Linked DNA regions of Homo sapiens: region 1 is linked to region 2. The links are chromatin loops, found by intact Hi-C in ENCODE. Cell type or tissue: GM12878. All regions are shown on one strand.

The links. Hi-C counts contacts between places; a loop is a spot of excess contacts. Peaks named below come from ENCODE experiments on the same cell type or tissue, not always from the same donor. Only the 100,000 strongest peaks of a DNase experiment are listed, where the experiment ranks them.
Region 1: it touches region 2 in a loop (2.0-fold over the local background); 35 of 110 quality-filtered maps call a loop at or near these places.

What each region holds. Positions count from the first base shown.
Region 1 is chr10:112,452,279-112,460,278 of GRCh38, forward strand. All of the region lies in intron 1 of VTI1A (vesicle transport through interaction with t-SNAREs 1A), which reads left to right. Among named protein-coding and RNA genes, the nearest start is that of VTI1A, 9.1 kb to the left of the region's middle. In GM12878, a CTCF peak has its summit at 4,462 (motif pointing left); no DNase peak of the experiment used is centred here.
Region 2 is chr10:112,179,494-112,187,493 of GRCh38, forward strand. It overlaps GPAM (glycerol-3-phosphate acyltransferase, mitochondrial), which reads right to left and starts at 4,272. Exons shown (of 22, transcript NM_001244949.2): 1 at 4,200-4,272; 2 at 3,301-3,398; 3 at 2,190-2,320; 4 at 980-1,102. The coding sequence starts at 2,291. RefSeq lists a silencer at 4,190-4,419. In GM12878, no CTCF peak of the experiment used is centred here; a DNase peak (open chromatin) is centred at 4,308; H3K4me3 peaks cover 2,130 bases; H3K27ac peaks cover 1,383 bases.

The sequences.
Region 1 (8,000 bases), 270 kb after region 2:
AAGCATTTAGGGCCGGGCGCGGTGGCTCACACTGTAATCTCAGCACTTTGGGAGGCCAAGGCGGGCAGATCACGAGCTCAGGAAATCGAGACCATCCTGGCCAACATGGAGAAACCCCGTCTCTACTAGAAATACAAAAATTAGCTGGGTGTAGTGGCACGTGCCTCTAATCCTAGCTACTCAGGAGGCTGAGGCAGGAGAATTACTTGAACCAGGGAGTCAGAGGTTGCAGTGAGCCAAGATTGCGCCACTGCACTCCAGCCTAGTGACACAGTGAGACTCTGTCTCAAAAAAAAAAAAAAAAATTAAGCTTTTATGGGGTTGTATTCATCTTTGAATAATATACATTCATATAAACAATTGTGTGTGTGTATGCATCTATAGATCTATATATCTGTATGTTGTCTATATATTGGTCAATTTAGTCAACCTAAGTAATGGCTTCAGTCTTTTGTTTTTGTTTTTTTTTTTTAAATAAACTTTTTATTTTAGAACAGTCTGAAATTTACAGAAAAATCACAAAGATAGTACGGAGAATCCCATATACCCCATGCCCAGTTTTCTCTGTGATTAACATCATGTTAATATGGTACATTTGTTACAGCTAGTGAGCCCATATTGATACATTATTATTAACTAAAGGTCATACTTTATTCAGATTTCGTTTTGTTCTGTTTGTTCTTTTTACCTAATGTCCTTTAACTATTCCAGGATCCAATCTGGGACACTGTAAAACATTTAGTACTCATGGATTTTTAGGCCCCTCATGGCTATGACAGTTTCTCAAACTGTCCTTGTTTCTGATGACTTTACAGTTTAGAAGAGTACTGGTCAGATATTTTCTAGAAGGTTCCCTCAACTGGGATTTGCTCAATGTTTTTCTCATGATTAGATTGGAGTTCTGGGTTTTGGGGAGGAGGACCACAGAAGTAAAGCATCATTTTCACCACATACCAAGAATACATACTGTCAACATGACTTATCACTACTGATGTTAACCTTTATCACGTGGCTGAGGTAGTGTTTGCCAGGTTTCTCCACTGTAAAGTTACTGTTTCCCTCCCTTTTCCATACTATTTGGAAGAAAATCATATATGCATAGCCTATACTTAAGGAGTGGAGAGTTACACTCTACCTCCTTGAAGCCAAGTAATTACGTGAATTATTTGTAATTCTTTTATGTAAGAGAGATTTATCTATTCATTTATTTACTTATTCAGTCATTTACATCAGTATGGACTCATAGATACCTATTTTATCCTTTGTGTTATATTCCAATACTACTTTATTTTCATGTTGCTCAAATTGTTTTAGCGTTGACCATTGGGAGCCTTTTTTTTAATTTGGCTTCTGTGTCCTTTTGGTATACCCCCATCATTTTGGCTTTTTTCTTTTCTTTTTTTTAAGGACTATATTGCTTTCTGATAGTATAAGATACTCCAGGATCATCTTCTCTATTTCCTGTTTCAGTGCTAGAATCAGCCCTTTCTCTGAGGAATCCTGTTTCCTTTAATTAAAGAAGGGTATTAGAAACCAAGATCTGGACAGTAGGTGTGCACATTACTCCCGGGGTGTTGTTGCCTCTGGAACCTCTCAGCTGACAAAGCAAGGAAATTCACATGTATATACTAAGCCATGTATATGAACATATCTACAAGCATTTGCATATGTAATCATTTGTATATATAGTATGTTAAACACAAGTTCATACTAGTATCTCCAGCTCTAATCCATTATCAGATGGATCATTCTGTAATTGCTTTATTTCAACACTGACCATTCTATACCATGTTACACAGGGTAGCATCAGTAATATACCCATTTAAAAATTATCTGTTCCTCTCTTAGTGGTTTGACCCTACATTTCTAAGTACATACATAATTTCTGCTGCTAGTTTTATTTTAACATATCTACATTGCACAAAGACAGGTACAAGTAACTGAATTCAAGTGAGCCTTGACACTTTAATGAGGGTGTTCTGTGCTGATTAAGCACTTCTGTAAATATCAAGAATTATACTATGCAAAGACTTGTTTGTACGTCAGCACTAAGAACTTCTATTGAGTAGGAAATGAGAGGCCAAGATGGGAGGATCACTTGAGCCCAGGAGCTCAAGATCAGCCTGGGCAACATAGTGAAGCCCCATCTCTACAAAATAAAATTGAATTTAAAACTAGCTGGGCATAGTGGCACGCACCTGTCATCCCAGCTACTCAGGAGGCTGAGATGGGAGGACACCTTGAACCCAGGAGTTTGAGGTTACAGTGAGCTATGATCATGCCACTGCACTCTAGCCTGGGTGACAGAGCGAGATCTTGTCTCTAAATGAAAAAGAAAACTAATTAAAAATGTATTGAGTAGGAAAGAAAAGATCATACATACTATGCTAAGACTTATGTGTATGTACATCAGCACTTATCAAGCTTATAGACCAAAAAAAAAAAAAAAAGTGGGAGACTGTTTATATATTAAATAGTATATTTTATATAATACATATAGCAGTTACGAGCTCAGTTCAGGACAACAGACCCACCCCATTAGAGTTCCAACTCTGCTATTTATTAGTTGTTGAACTTTCAGGAAATAATTTAGTATCTCTGATCTTATTTAATGGCTTGAGAAAGGGATAGTAATAATACCTCAAAAAGGTTGTTTTAAGGATTGACTATAACAATGTTAAACACAGAGCACCATGTACATTAATGATAGCCCTTAGTTACAAAGGTCTGAATCCTAGGTACATGTTGTTTGAAAGGGGATGTCATTTGGGGTGGGCAGAATGAATCTCTTTTGGGAATTACATGTAAATGTTGCCAGGTTACCAAAACTTCGTGTTGGTAGGTATTTCCAAGGTCATCTAGTTCAGTTCCCTCCCCTTCCCTCCTCCCCTCCTCCCCTCCCCTCCTCCCCTCACCTCCCCCCTCCCCTCCCCTCCCCCCTCCCCTCACCTCCCCTCCCCTCCTCCCCTCCCCTCCCCTCCCCTCCCCTCCCCTCCTCCCCTCCCCTCCCCCTCCCCTCCCCTCCTCCACTCCCCTCCGCTCCTCCTTCCCTCCTTCCCCCCTTCCCCCTTCCCCCTTCCCCCTTCCCTTCTTCCCTTCTTCCCTCCTTCCCTCCTTCCCCCCTTTCCCCCTTCCCCCCTTCCCCCTTCCCTTCTTCCCTCCTTCCCTCCTTCCCTCCTTCCCTCCTTCCCTCCTTCCTTCCTCCCTCCCTCCCTCCTTCTCTCCTTCCTTTGTTCCTTTCCTTCCTTTGTTCCTTCCCTTCACTTCCCTTTCCTTCCTTCCTTCCTTCTCTGCTCCCTCCCTTCCTCCCGCCCTCCTTCTCACCTTGCTTTGTTCTTTCCCTCCTTCCTTTGTTCCTTCCCTCCTTCTCCCCTCCCTCCCTTCCTCCCTTCCTTCCTTCCTTCCTTCCTTCCTCATACTTTACCCCTAAATCATCACTTTTGAGATTTGCCTTCTTAAAAACATGAGGAACACTATAAGGACCAATCAAAGAATGTCTCAGTTCCATCATTATTTCTGACAGCACCATCACAAAATGAATTTTATGAAAAGAAAATGATCTAATTGTGTTAACTCCACCTCTATTCCAATTTAATTATTTTTTTCGTGAAGGGAAATTTGTCATTTCAAATGGGAAGATTTGCCCCAGTCCTCACTAAAATGAGCTGTTTTTCCCCCTCAGTTTCTCTGTGAGTAATAAGTATGTTGCTGCGTGCTAAGACTGACTCATTTATTCTGTAAGCACTTAGTGGCCCCTACCATGTACAGCTCTCTATGCTAAATACAGAGTTTGGACACGATTTGTCAAGAGTAGTCTCTGCCTTCAAGGAGCCGGCAATGAGCCTGAAGAGGAAACTGCAGGCCAGGTGCAGTGGCTCACACCTGTAATCCCAGCACTTTGGGAGGCCGAGGCAGGTGGATCACTTGAGGTCAGGAGTTTGAGATGACCCTGACCAACATGGTGAAACCTCATTCTACTAATATAATACAAAAATTAGCTGTGTGTGGTGGCGCATGCCTGTAGTCCTAGCTACTCGGGAGGCTGCAGCAGGAGAACCACTTGAACCTGGGAGGTGGAGGTTGCCGTGAGCCAAGATTGCACCACTGCACTCCAGGCTGGGTGACAAAGTGAGAGTCCATCTCAAAAAAAAAAAAAAAAAAAAGAGGAAACTGTAGAACCTAATTTTTAATGACCGTTGTACCCCCTAGAGCCGAGCATAGAACTCTAGGAATTCAAAGGAAATGAGGTATGTCTCAGGACCTCGCCTAGAAGGATAGGTGGGGTTTGGACAGACAGAAACAAGCAAAGACTATATTATAAGAGGTTGCAATAAATGGATGCAGTGGGCATCTGTTGCACCCAGCAGCTTTCATTCTATCTACTCAATTTCCTATTGAGGAACTACTTAAACCCCCTTATTCCAGTCTTGATAGAACTGACAGGCTGCCCTGCCCTCTGTAGGTCAAGAGGTGAACATATTACCTAAGCAAGGACATTTATAGAATTTTTGCCAGGAATTTGATCAGAATGAACCAAGGAAAGAGAATAGTTAGAGCCGCTCAAGACTTTGCTTTAGCAGAGACTGTAAGTTCCTATTTCCTTGGTATCCTGAGCTACTCCTCATACTTGTCTTTCCCAAGCTGGGTGGCTCATTTTTGTCCATTGATCCTATGAGCCACCCCACATTATTCTAACAAATTATCTTTTTTGAATTAGTTTAGCCAGAATCACTTCTGTCGCATTCAGCCAAAGAACCCTAAATGGTAGCTTAACAAAGATTTAGAGAAGAAAAAAACAAGATTTGTTTGGGTAGCAATGAACAGTCTGTCTGTAGACTGCATACTAGAAACCTTGTAGTTGGAAATAAAGTTGGAAAGGATGCTCGGCTCTGAAATGTCGAGGACCTTAACTGCTAAGCTCAACTGACCCACCAAAGCCAAATTTTAGGAAGATTAAATGGGAGAGGGGGCAGGGAGACCAAGGTGGTTAGTAGCATAGCTTCTTTTGCAAATTCTTGCTGTGTCCTGCATTATGTATTTAACTTACTTTCATTTTTTGAAAACTGATTGTGTATGCCAAGCTCAGTATAGTGTAGGACTATAAAGATGACTGAGACATGGTTCTTGTCTTCCCAGAGCCTCTAAGTTGAAAGGTTGTTCATGTGAGGGATAAATCATTAGGATTACATAAGAGTTATAGATATTTTATGTACAAGGGGGTGATTAACTCTTATGTTGGGTTAGGAAAGCCTTCAAAGAAGTGATGATTTCTGAAGAGAGTTTTGAATAGAGGTTTGCCAGGTGGGCCTGGTGGAGATGGGCATTGGGATTAAAGGATTGAAGGCCTGGAAATATATCAGCGTTAGAGATAAAGATTTAGGATCATAAATACATAATATGATAGTTTTAAAATGGATGAAATTGCCCAGGGACATAGACGATAGTCATAAGAAAGGCAAGGACTGAACTCCAAGGAACATCAGCAGTTGAAAGATGGCCTGAAAAATACAATGCCTAACAGAGGACCGTGAGACAGGAGTGAGCCTTCAGGAGAATGACCAGATCAGGGTGCCATGGGAGCCAGTAGAGGAGAAAGTTACAGGACGGGAGGAGCAAAGTGTAAGAAACCACAAGATTAAATAAAAACAGGACCTAAGAATGTCTATTAGTTTGGGCAAAGGAAGGGTTATTAATCTAGTGAGAGTAATTTCAGTGGAATGGTGGGGGCAGGAGTTAGTTTACAGGGAGTGGATGGGAAGATGAGGAAGGGAAACAGAGTCTGTACCCTTGCTTTCAAGAAAATTGACTGGTGATGAAAGGAGAGGAATATTAGCAAAGGGGAATACAGGTCAAGGGAGGCTTCTTTCTTTGTTTTATTTTGCTAATGAGAAAAACTGATGCTTATTAGTCCTGGAGGTCCACGGCATGGACTTTCCTATCAACTGAATACCTTAAAGAGAACAGGATGTTCCTCCTGATACGTAAATACACCATCTCAGTTTTGATCCAAGATAAGCCTGTCTTATTTTGTATTTTTCTCTATCACAAAAATGTAGTCTATTCTAACTGTAACTGTGTGAAGATACTAAAAGGGTTGAAATGTCCCAGAAGCAAATACATTTGGGATCATCTATTAAATATTTAATCTGGCCATATGTAGATTTAACTTTTCAAGGAGGGAAAATCAAGTTGAATTGTAATCCCAAAGGCTTATTTTTCTTAGGGAGAAATATTGTGAGTACACATAAAACACCTTATGTGACAACTGTTCCCCCTCTGTAGTTTGGGGATAACAAAGGGAAAGGGTTAAGATTAGTAGAATCTACTAATAATCTAATCATTGTTTTAGTGAAATAATTATATATATATTTTTATTTTTATTTTTATTTTTATTTTTATTTTTTTTGAGACAGAGTCCCGCACTGTTGCCCAGGCTGGAACGCAATGGTGCGATCTCGGCTCACTGCAACCTCTACCTCCCGGGTTCAAGCAATTCTCCTGCCTCAGCCTCCCAAGTAGTTGGGATTACAGGCGCCCACCACCACACCCAGCTAATTTTTTGTATTTTTAGTAGAGACGGGGTTTCACTATGTTTGCCAGGGTGGTCTCAAACTTCTGACCCTGTGATCCACCCATCTAGGCCTCCCAAAGTGCTGAGGTTACAGGCGTGAGCCACCGCGCCCGGCCAGTGAAATAATAATTTCTATTAAAGCTTCCCCACTTAGGATTGGCTGTCCTTCTGAAGGCTGGTCAGCTGGTAGGTGTTGTACCCATTTCAAGCTTCATGACTTTTCTAGTCTGTTGTGTTAGTCAGTCTCATTAGGCTCCCATGTGACATAAACCCAGTTTTAAATAAAGAACAAGAAAGTTGTTGGCTCAAGAAACCAAACTATGGTAAAGTCAAGCTTTTATAAAGTCAAGCCATTTCAGTTATTTCAAGCCAGGAACTAACTATATCTCTCTCTCTCTGTCTCTCAGTTGTGTTTCTTTTTAAATGCAGGTTTTATTTTCAGCCATTGCACGCTTGCTTTCTTCTTGGAGCTAGACCAATGGATGCTAGCAGCGCTTCTAGGCTCATTTTTTCGTTACCAGGAGAAAGGAAAAGGCTTTCCCCTTGCTCTAGAACTTTGTTCTCTCTGGTTCATATATGCCTATCCCACCGCCCAACTCCCAGATGAATGTGGCCAGAGGATTGAGTTACTGAGATTAGTCCAGCTAGGATTAGATGCCGGTCATTTGCCAAGTCACTGTGACTGAAGAAGCAGAGTCTTTATGGAGATAGCATTTTCATTGTCCTGCTTGGTGAGGAAGAAGGCCTTTGAAGAGAGTAGGGGCTGTTGCCTGAGAAGAGAAGCATGCTAGGCAGACAAAAACTAGAGATGTTCAATACATCTGGTTTGCACAAAACTTAACTAGGGTATGTGAACAAATAGGCTGACTGGCTGGAATGAGGGTATGGGAAAGCTTTCTGAAATTGTCTGCCAGGACATGTCTCTCCTAGAGAAGGGAATTACAGTTGGGTTATAACTTGATTGTATTAGAAAAATAAACCACATACAGAGACTTAGCACTTTATAATATTAAAGTAATTTCACTTGCATCAAGCTTATTGGAGCTAAAAGTAATCCCGTAGATATTTTTTATTTCCATTTTAGAGAGTACAGAGTGAGTCTCAGAAAAAAAGAGAAAAATTTCTTGCCCAGGATCCCATAACCATTGAGTGAGATAGTAGCTTTCGGTTTGGAATCAGTAGTCCTAACTTCAAATATTTATTCCATTACACCTGATTCTCCATGCTACTGAAAGTACAATTTTTTAAAGGATTGTTTTTGCCCAGTTTTAGGAAGTGTTTTTGTATATAACTTTTAAATTGTATTAACAAATCAGTTATTCCCAATTTATTAAAGTTATGACTTCACAGATTCCTTAGGCCAGCACAAATCTGCTCTTGTTGACTTAGTCTCTCCTAAAGGGCAACATAATTTTTAGTCTCTCTTAAA
Region 2 (8,000 bases):
GTAGTTGTGGTTTAAAAGAAGCAATATTTATAACAAGACATTCTTCAGCAGATCTGAACATTTAACATAAACTGCTTGGGTTCCACACAAATCTCTCCCATGTTAGTAAACCCCTTTATACCAGACTCAGAATTCTACTTTCTGCCAAACCAACCTTGAGTAGAAAATTCACACAGCACAATTACCTAGCCACACAAGTTACAAGCAACCTCTATAAATGGCAGGCACTTAAACGGCAGAATTTCTTCATCCTAATAACTGGATCCCAGAGAGAGCTTAACATCCAGATATGACTTTTAAAAGGCAATTCTACTGCCTTCAAACACAACTACGTGAAGTTCTTGTTCCTGTGCTAATTTGTCCTTCTCTTCAACTACCACCGAAAATATACCTCTCACCCACTTGGCTCTTCTCAAAGACTGCACTGTAATGCAAAAGATATTGCATGGCTTGTGTTTTTTCACCAAAATACAAACAACAAACCCATATACACTCTCTTAAATCTTCATTCTAACATTTTAGTGACAATCTTTCACTATCACAAAGTCAACAGACACCTTCCATTAGCAAAGGCTCAGAGCAAAGTCACAGCTTTAACTTCTTATTCTGTCCCATTATCTCTTTCTTATCTTGCTAGAATTTTAATGTTAAGTGCTAAAGTTCAACACCTAAAAGTTCATGAAGGTTCCCACTAACTCCTTTGAAGACTTAACCAAAAGTAAGATCTACTCTCCCCCTTAAAATCCTACTAAAACCTCAAAAGAACTAGAATGTTACCTAGTATCAATTATGGGACCAATATTTACTGAATAAATAAATGGAAAGAAAAAGTGTGTCAACATCTTTACTTGAAATATTTGGTTCATAAACATGGGTCTCTGTTCTGAAAGTGAATTTAGTCCAATAAGACTGCCTACTACAAAGTTGGAAATAATATTTTATGCTGAGTATTAGGGTCAATAAGCAGTAAGGTTCTTACCCAGCTCTGGGGAGTGCAGGAGTAACAACATCTTCCAACAAATGGCCTTTTCCGACTCATTAGGCTTTCTTTCCATTTTAAAGTTGCAGATCTGAAGATGGTGGGTCTAAAGCCACACTCACCCTGACAAATATTAAGAAAAAAATATAGTTTCTAAATGGCAAGAGAATACTTGTCTACTTGATCTCAAAATCTAAAGTATTTTGAACAGAAGAAAAACTTATGGCATATTCTGGGTGATTTTCATTTAAGTACTCCCTCCATGATCAACACTTGGATAAAAGCTTACCACATAAGCAAAAGCTGAGCACCCAAGGATAGTAATAGCTACACACTGAAGGCAGTATTCAAAAATTTAAAAACTAAATTGTAGAAGGTCAAACAGACTTCTGACAGCTAGATAAATCAATTCAGACTCCTGGATCTCTAGTCTAACAATTAACCTTACCCCCTTTTAAATCACACAGTCGCACTACAGAACTATAAAGGCCTTACATAGTGAGCAAGTTTTTATAATTTTACTTTAAATAAAAAACAGGTAAACTTATATAACATTCCTTTATCTTATCAAGGGAACTTAAAGACCAGAACTTAAATTATAGCTATACTATTCAATTAGGGTCAAACCTTGCTCTTCTATTCTAAAAATGCTTAACTTTGAGCTCAGTTGCTCACATCTCTGTTATACAGATATAACATTCTCAAAATTAAGCAAAAAAAAAAACCCCACCATTTTTTATATAAAGACAATTAAGATATTTAAAATACGTCATGTTATATTGAAATAGGAAAAACAATCCAAGAAAATGTACGCCTTTTGGATTGAATTCATACTATAAGTTCCTAATTTTTTAAAGTTTACTTCTATTATAAAATTCATGCTTTTCAAGTATAACTCATGGAAAGTACATACCAAGAGAAAGAAAGAAAAAAAAATTTCTTACCGACCCAAAACTACTACTAGGGTTTTTTTCCTATGCAAAATGATTATTTTGTTTTCTAACATAATCAGTGTACATAAATTTTCTAACCATTTTTTCTTCCCAATATAATGCCATAAAATTTTTTATTAGGCTTCATAAACATACCAGTTTCTGTAGCTATTAATCTTGATGTGATATTATGTTGCTGCCAGTATTTGCACCTTCATAAACATCATTGAAATGAACATTTTTAGGCTGAGTGCTTTTAACTCTTATCCTAAACTTACCCATTCCTCACTTGTGTGCTTACATCGACCAACACTGTATTCTGATGAATGTGGCAGATAAGAAACATCTATTGTACCAAGGGTCAGTGCAGATTCATCCATGTCACAAAGTGTAATTCCCAAATCATGTGCTATAAAAAATAGGTACCATTTAAATTAACAAGGAATCGAGAGAGTAAATACTAGAACTCAAAATTCTGATTTCTACATTACTTTGCTCCACAATGGGATATCACATGAACTGACAGACTTCTACCATGTTGAGTCACAAGGTAAAAACTGACTTTGATGTGTTTATATGAACACAGTTAGGCTTCCCTGACTAGAAAAAAAAAAAATCAGCATTTGTATTCTAAGACTTCCTGAATATATAAGGATACAACATTGTATCCTTTGTATCCACACAAAATAGCTATGAATAGTATCCAAACAAAACATAGTATGCAAACAAAATAGTATCCAAACAAAATAGCTATGAATTGTATCCAAACAAAATAGCTATGAATAGTCATTTGCAAATGAAAATAAGAGCTTATTCTTATTTCATTTTTGTTAATTGAATAGTTCCTGGCAGAAGGAAGGCATGTTTATTTAATTAAGGCAATTAGGGCACCCCTTAAGTTCCCGTACTTAAATTAAGATCTTAATTTTCTTGTGATGTCCTAAAAGAACATTTTCACTTTTAATACAAAGGTAATACAAAGCTACAAAGCTCTGAAAGAAAAGCACACTATTTTGAAATATCTGATGTATAAGTTTTCATCCTTTTCGATAAGCTTTTTTCTACCCTAAGGAAAAAGATTCACTAAGAGTAAACTCCTAGAATAGATATTAATCCAAAATATAAAAACTTTCAAACATAATCTCTAGCCTCACATTATTTTTGCTTTTGGCTGTTTCTCACCTGGCCTAAAATTATTCCTTTAAAATCCTGAAAGGTCATGTCTAGATTAACAGTGTTCCTTTGGAAGGCATATTCCAATTTCTTTACAATCCCCACATGGGTTGGCTACAGTCACTGTTATTCTCGGCATAACCACCTATGTCCTTAAAAATTTAACATAAGTACAATCTAACATAACAGGCTAGGGGAGAGAATAAACCAATGCACCTGGGATGAAAGTTCTTCTGTTTCATAACATAAAACTTCAGGACTCAGCTATCAGTTTCGGGTGCAGAATGTCCATACAACAGGGGAGCCGCTGCTGCCTGAGAAAATGAAGTGAAGAGAGGATGAGGAGAGGACAAAGAGGCTCGTTTGTGCCAACAGGAGGTCCACGTTTTGCACTTCCTCCCTCCGCACAGTTCGCTCTAGGTCAAGGAGTAATAAAGAAGCAATATCCCAGAGGCACCAGCCAGCAGCATGCGCTGAGAGAAGCTGACTAGAGGATCTGAAAAGGACAGAGGCTGGAAGACCAGCTGTGAGGTTTAAATCTTCCACTGCTTACCATCTGTGTGATTTTTTATTACCATAAGTTGGTTAACTTCTATGCCTTAGTTTTCCCATCTGGAAAATGGGCAGAATGATAGCTCTTAACCTCCTGGATTGTTGAGAGGACGGAATAATATAAACAAAGGGTCTACCACAGTGTGTAACACACAGTGAGCGCTCAGTCCAATCAATGGTAACGCTGTCATTAATTATCTCCAGCATACCGGCTGCTCTCAGAGTACCCCTTACTGCCTCAATGTTCCCTAGGGACCCAGGCGGGCTGGCTGGCGGCGCCTCCGCGCGTGCAGATACTTAGGGGACTGAGTCCATAAGGACTCCTTCCAACCCAGGGGAACCCATGCCCCAGCGCAGTCTCCCCAGGAGAGATGAATCCTGATCCCCACCCCTGCACGAGCCCGACCGATTTCTCAGGGAGAAGACCGGAGCTCGGGTGTCAGGGAATAGGGGACACGACTGCCCCAGCAACTTGCAGGAGTCGCACCACCTCCATGCACTTGTCCCGGCGCTCCCGGCCCGAGTAGCCTCCCGCAGCCCACACCTGCCCTGGCAGTTCGCACCCTAGCAGCTCCAGCTTCGGCTGCTGCAGAAGCCCGCACTTCCAGTCCCGGCCAATGCCAGCTGCAGTGGCGCACCCTGATGACGCAACCGGCGCGTGGCATTGACGCGGGGCCGCCGGCTAGCCAGCGCCGGGGGCGGGGCCCGGCCTGCGAGCCTCAGGGAGCGTGAGCGGATCCGAGGGTGTAATGTGTGTACTCGAGTGTGCGTGCCTGTGTGTGGCTAAAGATAGTGTGTGAGCGCCTGGACAGATGGTTACCCTGCCTAGGCCATGCGTGTGTGAGTGTGTGTGGGTACCTCATTCTGCTTTGTGTAAATTCAGCTTATCCGGGAGCTTGTCCCTCTTCCAGGCTCTGTTGGGAATGTGCGCGTGGGCTATCAGGTTATGTGTGTGGTCTGACTTTTTATGAGATCTGTAAGACTATGTAGGATTTACTACGAATGGGAGAGGCAGGGATTGCAAATGGCCATGTTGTGTAATTTCTACCAAAGTGGCTGAGTGCCTTTTCCTTTAAGGAGGAAAATGAGATATGAAAAGAAGCAAATAAGGCTTGTAGTATAAAAAGCCTCAGTTAGGAGAAATAAGGGCTTTTTTCCCCCTTCGGACTATATGTTACACAGCATGGTGAATATAGTAAATAATAATGTATTATACAGTTCAAAATCGCTAAGAGTACATTTCAAAAGTTCTCACCATGAAAACTGAGAAGTATTTGAGGTGGATATGTCAATTAGCTTGATTCAGTTATTCCACATTGTATTCATAAGTCATAACATCGATTTGTACCCCCTAAATATATGCAACTATTTAGATAGTTTAAAATTTATAGCAATCCAGTCTAGCCAGCTAAGATGGAGCAACAGGACTGAATTTACTCTCCTGCCTAAAACAACTAAAAACAAAAACAAACAGGCATTTATAAGACAATGGCTTTTAAACGTTGTGCTGGACAGTGGTCCTTGAGGAGGGAAAACAAATGAGGTGAGCCCTATGATTGCCTTGATTTACTAACTAGAGGGAGCAGCCAAAAAGAGCTAGGCAGACTCCCTGAGTTGAAGAGATAGAACTGGGAGAGCAGGGAGGCCAAAGCAGCTGGAACTGTGAGTTGTATATCAGAAAGGAGAAAGCTACACAGAGAAAGAAGGAGCTGTGGAGATCTACAACAGATCTCACTCCAGTCTTCCGCTGATTAGAGCATGTGTGTGAGGAAGCTACCTAAGGGCAGGAAATAATCATGTATGAAGAAAAGAGAGAGCAATTACTAAAGTTTGCACAGGGTAGGAAATTAATTCTGCTCCCACAAGGCAGAGTAGAAAGATACCCAGTGATTATACAGGACCAGAAATAGTGCCTGATCCTGGCACCCCGACTGGAAAACCTCATAATTCACAACTCAAATGGTTTTGCTTCAGTAGTGGGGCAAAATTAGCTCTAATGTAAAAGCTACTCTGATTCTATCTTAGAAATCTTAAAAGCCAGCCACCAAAGGATTAAACCGTTTTTGAGAACAAAGTGTCCCAGAGCAAAGCACAAGAATATTTACAGGAAATTAAAAATAACCAACACCTAACAAGGTAAAATTTGCAACATCTGGAATCCAAACAGAATTATCAGGCATGCGAAAAGAAGCAGGAAATGAGAAAAAAAAATCAACCAATTGAAATCATCCCAGAAATGACAGAGATGATAAAATAAGAGAACAAGGACATTAAGAAAGTAATTATGACTGTATTCAATGTTTTCAACAAGTAGAAAAAATAAACTGAGCATGGGAAGTAGAGATGTGAAAAATCTTTAAAAAAAAAAAAGACACAAACCAAACATCTAGGAGATAATAAAACCACATCTAAGATTTTTAACACCCTAACACACACACACAGACACACACACACACACACACACACACACACACACACACACACACAGGATTAATAGGTTAGACATTACTAAAAAAGAAACAGTAAAAAACCTGACGGGAGGCTGAGGCAGGAGAATGGCGTGAACCCAGGAGGCAGAGCTTGCAGTGAGCCAAGATTGTGCCACTGCACTCCAGCTTGGGTGACAGAGCGAGACTCTGTCTCAAAAACAAAAACAAACAAACAAAAAAAAACTTGAAAGCATTGTGATAGAAACTATCCAAAATGAAACACTAAGGGAAGAAAAATACTGAAAGTAAAAGTAGAGTATCAGTGAGCCTAGTATACATGCAATTGTAGTCCCTGAAGAAAATGAGAAATATGAGGTGAGAATAGATTAGGGAGGACAGAAAAAAGCATTTGAAAGAATAATTGATGAAAACTTTCCAAATTTGACCAAAACTATAAACTTATAAACCCAAAAAGCTCAACAAACTCAGTAGAAACATGAAGAAAACCATACCAAGAAACATCACAATCAAAATGCCTAAAGCCACTGATAAAGAGAAAATCTTAAAAGCTATCAGAGAGAAAAAAAAAGACATTACTGTACAGAGGAACAAAGATAAGAATGACAGCAGATTTCACATCAGAAAAATGCAAACCAGAAGATGGTGGAGCAGCATCTGAAGTACTGAATGAAGAACCTATCAATCAAGAGTTCTTTTTATATTAATATATGGTATGTACATTTTATATATTTTTATATATATCAAAAAAATAAAATAAAAACATATTTTGACATCGAATTGCCAAAAGAATTCATCACCAGCAGGACCGTTCTATAAGCAATGTTAAAGAAAGTCTTTCAGGCAAAAAAAAAATGCTGTCAGATGGAATTCTGAATCTATGCAAAGGAATTAAGAGCTTAAGAAACCACAAATACGTAGGTAAATAATTTTTCTTATTTTTTAAACCCTTTTATTTTAATTTATTTTATTTTATTTTTGAGATGGAATCTCGCTCTGTCACCCAGGCTGGAGTGCAGTGGTGCAGTGGCGTGATCTCAGCTCACTGAAACCTCCTCCTCACAGGTTCAAGCAATTTTCATGCCTCAGCCTCCCGAGTAGCTGGGATTACAGGCACCCGCCACAACGCCCAGCTAATTTTTTTCTGTATGTTTAGTAGAGTTGGGGTTTCACCATATTGCCCAGGCCGGTCTCGATCTCCTGACCTCAAGTGATGCGCCTGCCTCGACCTCCCAAAGTGCTGGGATTATAAGAGTGAGCCACCATGTCAGCCATTAAAACTCTTTTAAAACATGATTGCTTAATGCACAAACAAAAACAATATTTTGTGGGGTTTATAACATGTACAAATAAAATGTATGATGACAACAGCACAAAGTCCAGGAAGGGAGAAGTATTCTGTTGTAAGATTCTTATCTTACGCACCAAGCAGTATAATATACTTGAAGGTAAACTGTAATAAGTTAAAAATGTATACTTTAACTCCTAAAGCAACTACTATGAAAGCAAAACTAAGAGTTATTGTTAACACATCAACAAAGAAGCTTAAGTCGAATTTTTAAGATGTTTAATGAATTCAAAAGAAGGCAGTAAATGATGGGGGAGAAAAGAAAGAATAGATAGAATAAAGAGAAAATACATGGCAAGATGATAGATTTAAGCTCATATAAGTAATCACCCTAATTAAAAGGCAGATATTGTCAGACTGGAAAAAAAATGAAGATCCAATGATATGCCACCTATTTAAAAACTCACTTTAAATATTAAGACAAGTAAAAGTAAAAGGTTAGAAAACAGTATGCTATACTAATGCTAATCAAAAGAAATATAGGTGGGTATATTAATATCATATAATTTCAATACAAAGAATATTATCAGAAATATAGAGGATCATTTTATAATGATAAAAGGGTCAAT